2 separate regions of the Homo sapiens genome follow, and region 2 is linked to region 1. A link is an interaction called in ENCODE POLR2A ChIA-PET data of the cell type or tissue named here. Cell type or tissue: PC-9. All regions are shown on one strand.

Region 1 (5,000 bases):
TGATCTCAGGAGTTTGAGACCAGCCTGGGTAACATGGCAAAATCCTGACTCCACAAACATGTAAAAATTAGCCAGGCATGATGGTGCATGCCTATAGTCTCAGCTACTCTTGGAGGCTGAGGTGGGAGAATCGTTTGAGCCTGGAAATTGGAGGTTGCAGTGAGCCTAGATTGTGCCACTGTATACCAGTCTGGGTGACACAACGAGACCCTGTCTGAAAGCAAAAAACAAAATCTTAAGCCTCACACTCTCTGTGAGAGAAAATATCCTCATTTTATAGATAACAGACCGCAGCGAGTAAGTGGCACCAGAATTCAAACTTGGATTTTCTGACTCTATAAATTCAATTCTATTTCATATGTAAGGCTTTCGTAGAACAGGAAATGAGAACCATTTCAGCAGTTAGACAAAAGATTTGGTAGGTGGGGTCTCAGTAGATGTGGAGAAAGGAATGATAGATAAAAAGTAGATTCTTATGAAAGTTAATCTGGTCTTAGTATGTAGTTTTAATTGAAGCAACAAAGAGTAGGATAGATTTGTTGTGACTGGTGGATTATCTTCTAATGTGAGAATTGTAGAATATTCCTCTTTCACTTATGTTTTGGGTTTTAGCTAATTCTGCTATGTAAGGTAGTATTTATGGAACTTCTTCTAGAATAATGCTGTCTTTTTAGTAAAATAGCACGTAGAAATCTGATTCATGTAAAAATGTTTATAATATATGAATTGCTTATACAGAATAGGTTTTTAAGACTCCTGTTGTATACGATTATTTATTATTATTATTTTTTGAGACAGTCTTGCTCTGTCGCCCAGGCTGGAGTGCAGTGGCACAATCTTGGCTCACTGCAGCCTCCACCTCCTGGGTTCAAGTGATTCTCCTGCCTCAGCCTCCTGAGTAGCTGGGACTACAGGCGCATGCCACAACGCCTGGCTAATTTTGTATTTTTAGTAGAGATTGGGTTTCACCGTGTTAGCAAGGATGGTTCTTGATCTCCTGACCTCGTGATCCACCCGCCTCATCTCCCATCCCGCCTCATCTCCCAAAGTGCTAGGATTACAGGCATGAGCCACCACGCCCAGCTGATACTTAAGTTGTGGTGGTGGTTCTTAGGTATTTTTTTTGTTTTGTTTTGTTTTTTGAGACAGAGTCTCACTCTGTCGCCCATGCTGGAGTGCAGTGGTGCGATCTTGGTCACTGCCACCTCCGCCCTCCGAGTTCAAGTGATTCCTCTGACCTTTGAGTTCAAGCAATTCTCCTGCCTCAGCCTCCCGAGTAGCTGGGATTACAGGCGCCTGCCACCACGCCTGGCATTTTTTTTTGTATTTTTAGTAGAGACGGGGTTTCACCATCTTGGCCAGGCTGGTCTTGAACTCCTGATCTCATGATCCACCCGCCTTGGCCTCCCAAAGTGCTGGGATTACAGGCGTGAGCCACCGTGCCCGGCCATTCTTAGTTTTTAACTTTATATTTTTGCTTTCTCCCATCCAAGTACCAACCAGGCCCAACCCTGCTTAGCTTTTGAGATTTGGCGCGTTCGGGGTGGTATGGCCATAGGCACCGGCCCTCTGCTTTCTAACTCTGCTTGGACCCTTATAGTTCTACTCTTCCATAATAATTTTGTCCTCTACTGATAGCATACTTTTTTGTTGTTTGTTTTTTGTTTTTTTGAGGCGGAGTCTTGCTCTGTTGCCCAGGCTGGAGTGCAGTGGTGCAATCTCGGCTGACTGCAACCTCTGCCTCCTGGGCTCAAGTGATTCTCCTGCCTCTGCCTCCCGAGTAGCTGGGACTACAGGCACACGACACCATGCCTGGCTAATATTTGTATTTTTAGTAGAGATTGGGTTTCACCGTGTTAGCCAGGATAGTCTTCATCTTCTGATCTCTTGATCCTCCTGTCTTGGCCTCCCAAAATGCTGGGATTACAGTTGTGAGCCACCGCACCCAGCCCCTAGCATACTTTCTAGAACATACTTTTCTAGAACATACTTTCTGTACTACTGTTCTAGAAATGCCTGTCAAAATCCCAACTCTGTAGGTTTTTTTTTTTGAGACTGAGTCTCCCCCTGTCACCCAGGCTGGAGTGCAATGGCGCAATCTCGGCTCACTGTAACCTCTGCCTCCTAGGTTCAAGCGATTCTCCTGCCTCGGCCTCCTGAGTAGCTGAGACTACAGCCATGTGCCACCATACCCAGCTAATTTTTGTATTTTTAGTAGAGACTGGGTTTCACCATATTGGCCAGGCTGGTCTCGAACTCCTGACCTGGTGATCCCCTGCCTCGGCCTCCCAAAGTGCCAGGATTACAGACGTGAAGCACTGCACCCGGCCCACACTGTAGTTTTTTTAGCAGACAGTTTCATGGCCTACTTCACTAAGTAGATGGAGATATCCCCCCATCTTCCATGGAAATGTCTTTCTTACTTGCCTCTTATTTCTCTATCTTAGAAAAAGAGGAATCCAGTCGGGCTCGGTGGCTCACACCTATAATCCCAGCTACTTGGGAGGCTGAGGCAGGAGAATCGCTTGAACTCGGGAGGCGGAGGTTGTAGTGAGCCAAGATTGCGCCATTGCACTCCAACCTGGGCGAGAAGAGCGAAACTTCATCTCAAAAAAAAGAAAAAGAGGAGTCCTGGTCAAATTTACAGGGCAACCTCTTCATAATATGTCCTTATTTCCAGTCATTACTTGTTCCTTAGTACTCTCTTGCCACAATGTCTTTCTGTAACTGTTCCCATCTGACTATAAAAATGCCTAGATTGTCACCATCATTTAAAAAAAAAATATATATATATGCCCTTTACTAGTCCTTAGTGCCCAGCAACTATTTCATTAGTAAATGCCTTATGTAAGGGATCAGTACTGCTTTCCTTTCCCCACCATCTGTTCTGTATAGCCCTCCATAATCTGGTGTCTGTACATGTCACACTATGGAAACTATGCTCAGGAGAGTTATGAATGTCTCCTGATCAACAACTGTATTGTGTTTTGCAGTTTAAAGGTACTTCAAAAGCTTATTGATGCTTCTGTTTATTTTATCCCATGCTTATTGTTTTTTTCTATTGTTAATAGATGTTTGTGAAAATAGAAGGAGCACTAGTTCTAGTTCATGCTTGCTTTTGCTTTTCCATAGCTTCTAAAACTAACAGTGAAAATGATATATTGAAACAGTAAATTATAGATCTATACCAGATTTGTAATTGTGTATTTCATTGCTATTTGAAGTATAAAGTAATGGTTCTGTATCATTTATTGGGAAGGTTGAATTTCCATAGCTTCAAAATATTCAAATTTTTTTGCATGGATTTAGCTACGCTTTTCAAAATTTCCTTTTGATGAAGTCATTGACTAAAGCGTCATTAAAACAAAACAAAAAAAGAATTCCAAAAACCCTCCAAAATTCCTTTTTAAAGATAGGAAGGCATACCTGCTGTCATTTTATAGGTAGAACACTAAAACACAGTAAATTACCTGGCCTCCAACTTGGTAGTCTGATTTTTTTCTGCCTTGGTCTGGTGTTTTTGTGGTTTTGTTCTTACTTTTTGTGAGTTGTGAGGGGTTTTTTGTTGTTTATTTTTTGTTAGGTGTATAGACACACTTTTGGATGTCATATTTAACAGGGAAAGCATAGAGTCATGGGCCTGAATAACAGTTGAGTACAAATATTTATAAATTGGTTGAAGTAACTTTGATTTCAATGTTATATTTTAAAGTCTAGGTTATTTTACTACAGAGCATTACAATGATAAAATATTTCCTTTTTTTTTTTTTTAGCTTGTCAGCTCATTTGCAGCTTACGTTTACTGGTTTCTTCCACAAAAATGGTATGTATTTAAAAGTAAATAAAGTGGCATTTTAATAGCAAGATACCTTTGTGAATGTAAAAAAAGTGGGGCTTCTGAGTGTAAATTTATAAAATTAAGTTTAATGGAAAATATGTTGGTTCTGATGTTTTTGAACTTTAAGGTATGAAGGCTAATGATGAAATTTGTTTTTGGTGGATGGGGGTGCAGAGTGAAGGCTGGAGTGCAATGTTATGATCTTGGCTGACTGCAGCCTCCACCTCCCGGGTTCAAGCGATTCTCCTGCCTCAGCCTCCTGAGTAGCTGGGATTACAGGCACGTGCCCCATGCCTGGCTAATTTTTTGTATTTTTAGTAGAGACAGGGTCTCACCATGCTGGCCAGGCTGGTCTTGAACTCCTGACCTCGTGATCCACCCGCCTTGGCCTCCCAAGGGGGCGTGAGCCACCACGCCTGGCTAATGATGAAGATTTTAACAAATTGTCTTAGAACTTCAATAGGTAAAGAATCTCCTCAGTAGAACCTTTTATGCATAAACATTTTGAATTAATGATACTGTATCATGTTTTAAAAAAACACAGTAAAACAACTGAAATAACCACTATTACCAATGGCATATATTAATATTTTAGATATTATTCAAAGGAAATTATATGGTATATTACTCCAGTAAAAGCTCAAAGCATGCTGGAAAGAATTAGAGTTGTTTTAAAAATGGAAAAATACGGCCAGGCGCAGTGGCTCACGCCTGTAATCCCAACATTTTGGGAGGCTGAGGCGGGTGTATCATGAGGTCAGGAGTTCAGGATGTTCAGGAGTTCAGGAGTTCAGCTGGCCAATATGATGAAACCCCATCTCTACTAAAAATATAAACATTAGCCAGGCGTGGTGGTGGGTGCCTGTAGTCCCAGTTACTTGGGAGACTTAGGCAGAAGAATCACTTGAACCTGAGAGTCGGAGGTTGCAATGAGCTGAGATTGCGTTACTGCACTCCAGCCTGGGCGACAGAGCGAGACTCCATCTCAAAAAAAAAAAAAAAGGGAAAATCACTTATCAGCTTATCCATCATAAGTCTGTGTATATGGCATATCTTTTTATTATGCAATGGAATAAAACCATTATTAGAAACATGCCAGGTTGGTTGTCTTGGTATCGTTTAGTAAGAAACAAAGATTGAAAATGAGTCCTGGTGGGCCGGG
Region 2 (5,000 bases), 240 kb after region 1:
TTTTATTTTAGGTCTTAAGAACTAAGAAACATAAAATCAATATCTCCTTTGTACTGATAAATAGTACACAGTGTAGGGAAGAATGCCCTTTTATTTATAACACACCTGCACATATACACAGAGATGTTTGTATATTGTTGAAAACTAGTTACTGCAGATATTGAGATTTTCGGTTCTGTTTTCAGAGGCAGAAGAAAATTCGTGAAGATCATAAATCCTACTATGCGATTAACACTGTTTATGTATATGGACAAGAGAAATACTTGTTGGTAAGAAATTCTGTGGCATACAAAAATTACTAATTATTGGGTACATTTTTAAATGACTCTTTGAAAACAAATTGGCTTCAATTGAATGACTCTCTGTAGAACTTCTGTGTGATTTTTTTTTTATTTAATTTTTTTTAGAGACACGGTCTCACTATGTTGCCCTGGCGAGCTCTTGGGCTCGAGGGATCTCCCACTTCAGCCTCCCAAGGAGCTGGGACTGCAGGCATGTGCCACCATGCCAAGCTTGATTTTATTTTTTTTCATCTGGTTTATTCATTAGAATTTTAAGTCTTTTGGCTAGGCGTGGTGGCTCACGCCTGTAATCCCAGCACTTTGGGAGGCCAAGGCGGGCGGATCACCTGAGGTCGGGAGTTTGAGACCAGCCTGACCAACATGGAGAAACCCCGTCTCTACTAAAAATACAAAATTAGCCGGGCATGGTGGTTCATGCCTGTAATCCCAGCTACTCGGGAGGCTGAGGCAAGAGAATCGCTTGAACCCAGGAGGTGGAGGTTGTGGTGAGCCAAGATAATGCCTGCCTGGGCAACAAGAGCGAAACTCCATCTCCAGAAAAAAAAAAAAAAAAAGAATTTTAAGTATTTTTATCATGTGATGATTACATAGGTTTAGATATAAATAAAAATTCATCATTTAAAAAAATTAAAAAAAAAATTAAGTTGGTACACTTAATTGTATGTTAGCTATACCACAATAAGAAAGTTGAGAAAAATGGGTTAGGCATGGTGGCTCACGCCTGTAATCCCAACACTTTGGGAGGCTGAGTCAGGTGGATCACCTGAGGTCAGGAGTTCGAGACCAGCCTGGCCCTAGTGAAACCCTGTCTACTAAAAGTACAAAAATTAGCTGGGCGTGGTGGCACGTGCCTGTAATCCCAGGTACTTAGGAGGCTGAGGCAGGAGAATCACTTGAACCTGGGAGGCGGAGGTTGTAGTGAGCCAAGATTGTGCCACTGCACTCCAGCCTGGGCAACAAAGTGAGACTCCGTCTCAAAAAAAAAAAAAAGTCGAAAAAACTGAACTCCCCTTTTACTTTCTTCTACTTCTATTTTTTTTTTTTTAAATTTTACTTTAAGTTCTGGGATACATGTGCAGGTTTGTTGCATAGGTCAACCCATCATCTAGGTTTTAAGACCCGCATGCATTAGGTATTTGTCCTAATGCTCTCCCTCCCCTTGCCCCTCACCCCCTGACAGGCCCCTGTGTGTGATGTTCCCCTCCCTGTGTCCATGTGTTCTCATTGTTCAACTCCCACACTTATGAGTGAGAACATGCAGTGTTTGGTTTTCTGTTCCTGTGTTAGTTTGCTGAGAATGACGGCTTCCAGTTTCATCCATGTCCCTGCAAAGGACATGAACTCATTCTTTATTTATGGCTGCATACTTCTATTTTTTTAAAAAAATATTTCCTGTACTATTGACTAGAAATTAATATGAAAACCCTGCTAGTGCTTGGTAGTTTATCTGTAATCTGAATCAAGTTTATTTAGCAGGGAAGGGAGTATTTAACAAATATGTTAGCCTTAAAAATGTATAGGCTACTCTAGGCACACTGCCTATGGGTTAGCCCTGCTCTGCAAGGAGCAATAAAATCAAACAAACAATAAAAAAAGTACAAAAGAAGAGCTGAAAAGACACTATGAAATACAGTAGAAGGAGGGTTATATGGGCCAGGTGTGGTGGCTCATGCCTCTAATCCCAGCACTTTGGGAGGCCGAGGCGGGTGGATCACCCTAGCCTGACCAACGTGGAGAAACCCTGTCCCGGGCTGGTCTCAAACTCCTGGGCTCAAGCGATCTGCCCACCTCAGTCTCCCAAAGTGCTGGGATTACAGGTGTGAGCCACAGTGCCCACCCCTGAATTTTACTCTTGTTGGAGATCATTATAGCATAGATGGAATATTTAAGAAATTTTATAATAAGCACCGAAGAGTGGCAGTGAAACAGAACAAAAATGACCTTACTGTAAAGAGTCATTTGCTTTTTGTTTTTGATTAGTGGGGAGAAAAGGTGTGGTAGAAAGAAAATAGATTTGAGAATCATATCTGAGTTTAAATTTTGATTTGATAACTTCTTAGATGTGTACCATGGGCAGCTGACTTAATCTTTCTAGCCCGTCTCCTTATCTGCAGAATGTAAACAATGCATGTAGAGGGCCTGCCCCCACACATTAGTCACTCACTAATACTAGCTTCCATAGAATCTTTTTTTTTTTTTTTTTTTTTTTTTTTTTTGAGACAAGGTTTCACTTTTGTCACCCAGGCTGGAATGCAGCGGCGTGATCTCGGCTCACTGTAACCTCTGCTTTCCAGGCTCAAGCGATTCTCCTGCCTTAGCCTCCCCAGTAGCTGGGACTACAGGCACACGTCACTGCACCTGGCTAAGCTTCCACAGAATCTTAATCACCATTTTTAGTCTGCAGAATCAGAAGATACTTATTTGTCTATACTTTCTTTTTTTTTTTTTTTTTTTTTTTTTTTTGAGACTGAGTCTTGCTCTGTCGCCCAGGCTGGAGTGCAGTGGCGCAATCTCTGCTCACTGCGAGCTCCGCCTCCCGGGTTCATGCCATTCTCCTGCCTCAGCCTCCCTAGTAGCTGGGACTACAGGCACCCGCCACCACACCTGGCTAATTTGTTTTGTATTTTTAGTATAGGCAGGGTTTCACTATGTTGGCCATGCTGGTCTCGAACTCCTGACCTTGTGATCCGCCCACCTCGGCCTCCCAAAGTGCTGGGATTACAAGCGTGAGCCACCGCGCCCAGCCTTGTCTATACTTTCTACTTTTAAAACTGGCCTGAAAAGTTATGCTTAACCAGTACTTTTAAACTTAGGAAGTCCAGGGAAGGAAGTAATAAGCTATCATGACTTAATATATCAATATTATGATACTTATATTTTTCATTATCTTTTTCTTTTACAAGTTGCATGATATCTCAGAATCGGAATTTCTAACTGAAGCTGAAATCATTTGTGATGTTGTATGCCTGGTATATGATGTCAGCAATCCCAAATCCTTTGAATACTGTGCCAGGATTTTTAAGGTTTGTTGCTCCTACAGACTATGACTGAATGTAACTTCATATGGACTTTTTATGGAATTGCAGTGTGGTGTTTCCTAACCACAAAAATGCAACAAAATCATGTGTATTTTAAAAATACATACATCTTTACCCTATTCCTGAAGGTTCTGGTTTTGTTCTAAAGTGGTAGAGTCTCAGACATACATATTTCTGAAAGTTTTCGACATGTGATTGTGAGGTGCATTCCTGATTGAGAACTTTTACATTAATGCAAGCTCTTCCCAGCTGTTAAAAGTTACATATGTCTGCCTTCTCTCTGATGAAAAAAAAGAGTAGTACATATGGATTATATATTGCCAAATATACCAAGAATAACAGCCAGAGGAAAGGGATAAATCTGAAGCTTAGAAAGTCTATCAGTCACTTAGGGATTATCAATAAGATTCAATAGGAGTAAAAAGCTATATGTACAAAGGTGTTTATTCTAGCATTGTTTTTAACAGGAAAAAACTGGAAATAATCAAGATGGCTAACAATGGACGATGATTTACTGAAGTAAGATAAAATAATCTAGTGGAATGTTAGGCAATATTTAAATTAAAAAATAAAAACAATAAATGTAAAATTAAAAATAGTTTTGAATTCTGAAGAATATGGAGGACACAGTATTACATTTTTAAGTGGTTATGTCCAGCATGACTGCGACTATACAGACACACATAAAAATGCATGTGCTCAAGGACTAGAGGTGATATTAAAAAATGAAAGTAGTTTTTATAAAAGAATTTAGGTGGATTTCTTTATATTTCAAAATATGTGTGTTTAATGTGTGTTTTTAATTACATGTTTTTTTTAATTGTAATAAATCTAAGGAATCAGTATAGGTCTGTTTTGTCATCAGCATTGGAAAAGTGATCTGGATCTTATTTATTATATGAGATTTACCTAGACCACTGCCAATCTTTGCCTTTTGGTTCACTTTTTCGCTTTGAAACTACTGTTGCTTTGCCCATCTGGAGGAAATGCTTGGTTCACATTTAATTAAATAGTAATTTTTGAACTTGTTATCAGATTTTGATTTCATTTTTTATTCCATAGCAACACTTTATGGACAGCAGAATACCTTGCTTAATCGTAGCTGCAAAGTCAGACCTGCATGAAGTTAAACAAGAATACAGTATTTCACCTACTGATTTCTGCAGGAAACACAAAATGCCTCCACCACAAGCCTTCACTTGCAATACTGCTGATGCCCCCAGTAAGGATATCTTTGTTAAATTGACAACAATGGCCATGTATCCGTAAGTACTTGCTGTCTTCATTTTCATGTTGCATGGTTCATAACATTGCATGCCATTATTAGCCATGAAGGGAATATCTTTGTCACATAGGAATTGTTCAGCAACAGAAAGATACTTTGTAATGAGAAGGTACAAATTTGAGTAAATGCAAGTTTGGTTTGAATGCCATAATAAAATGATATAAACAGTGCTTCTGACAATATCTGTATATTTTTGAGCAGGCTGTAACTATCTTAATAGAATAGTACAATAAAACACAACCCCCCACCCAGCATTAAAAAATAGTTTTACTGGAATAAAATGGGTTTGGCATCATGTTGTTTTATGCTTATAAAGCATTTTCATATGAACAGAAAGTTTATATTTTTCTGTTTTTGACCTTAGGTATATGAAGT

Evidence for each region. ChIA-PET counts read pairs that join two places held together with the same protein. Peaks named below come from ENCODE experiments on the same cell type or tissue, not always from the same donor. Only the 100,000 strongest peaks of a DNase experiment are listed, where the experiment ranks them.
Region 2: POLR2A ChIA-PET joins it to region 1 with 11 read pairs; 2 of 35 experiments call an interaction of 5 or more read pairs at or near these places.

The regions. Positions count from the first base shown.
Region 1 is chr17:31,962,374-31,967,373 of GRCh38, forward strand. SUZ12 (SUZ12 polycomb repressive complex 2 subunit) reads left to right here. Exons shown (of 16, transcript NM_015355.4): 5 at 3,774-3,823. It also overlaps the pseudogene RNA5SP437. Among named protein-coding and RNA genes, the nearest start is that of SUZ12, 28 kb to the left of the region's middle. In PC-9, no CTCF peak of the experiment used is centred here; no DNase peak of the experiment used is centred here.
Region 2 is chr17:32,203,705-32,208,704 of GRCh38, forward strand. RHOT1 (ras homolog family member T1) reads left to right here. Exons shown (of 20, transcript NM_001033566.3): 16 at 186-269; 17 at 3,206-3,325; 18 at 4,403-4,605. Among named protein-coding and RNA genes, the nearest start is that of RHBDL3, 60 kb to the right of the region's middle. In PC-9, CTCF peaks have their summits at 10 and 213; a DNase peak (open chromatin) is centred at 2,497; H3K4me3 peaks cover 239 bases; H3K27ac peaks cover 1,832 bases.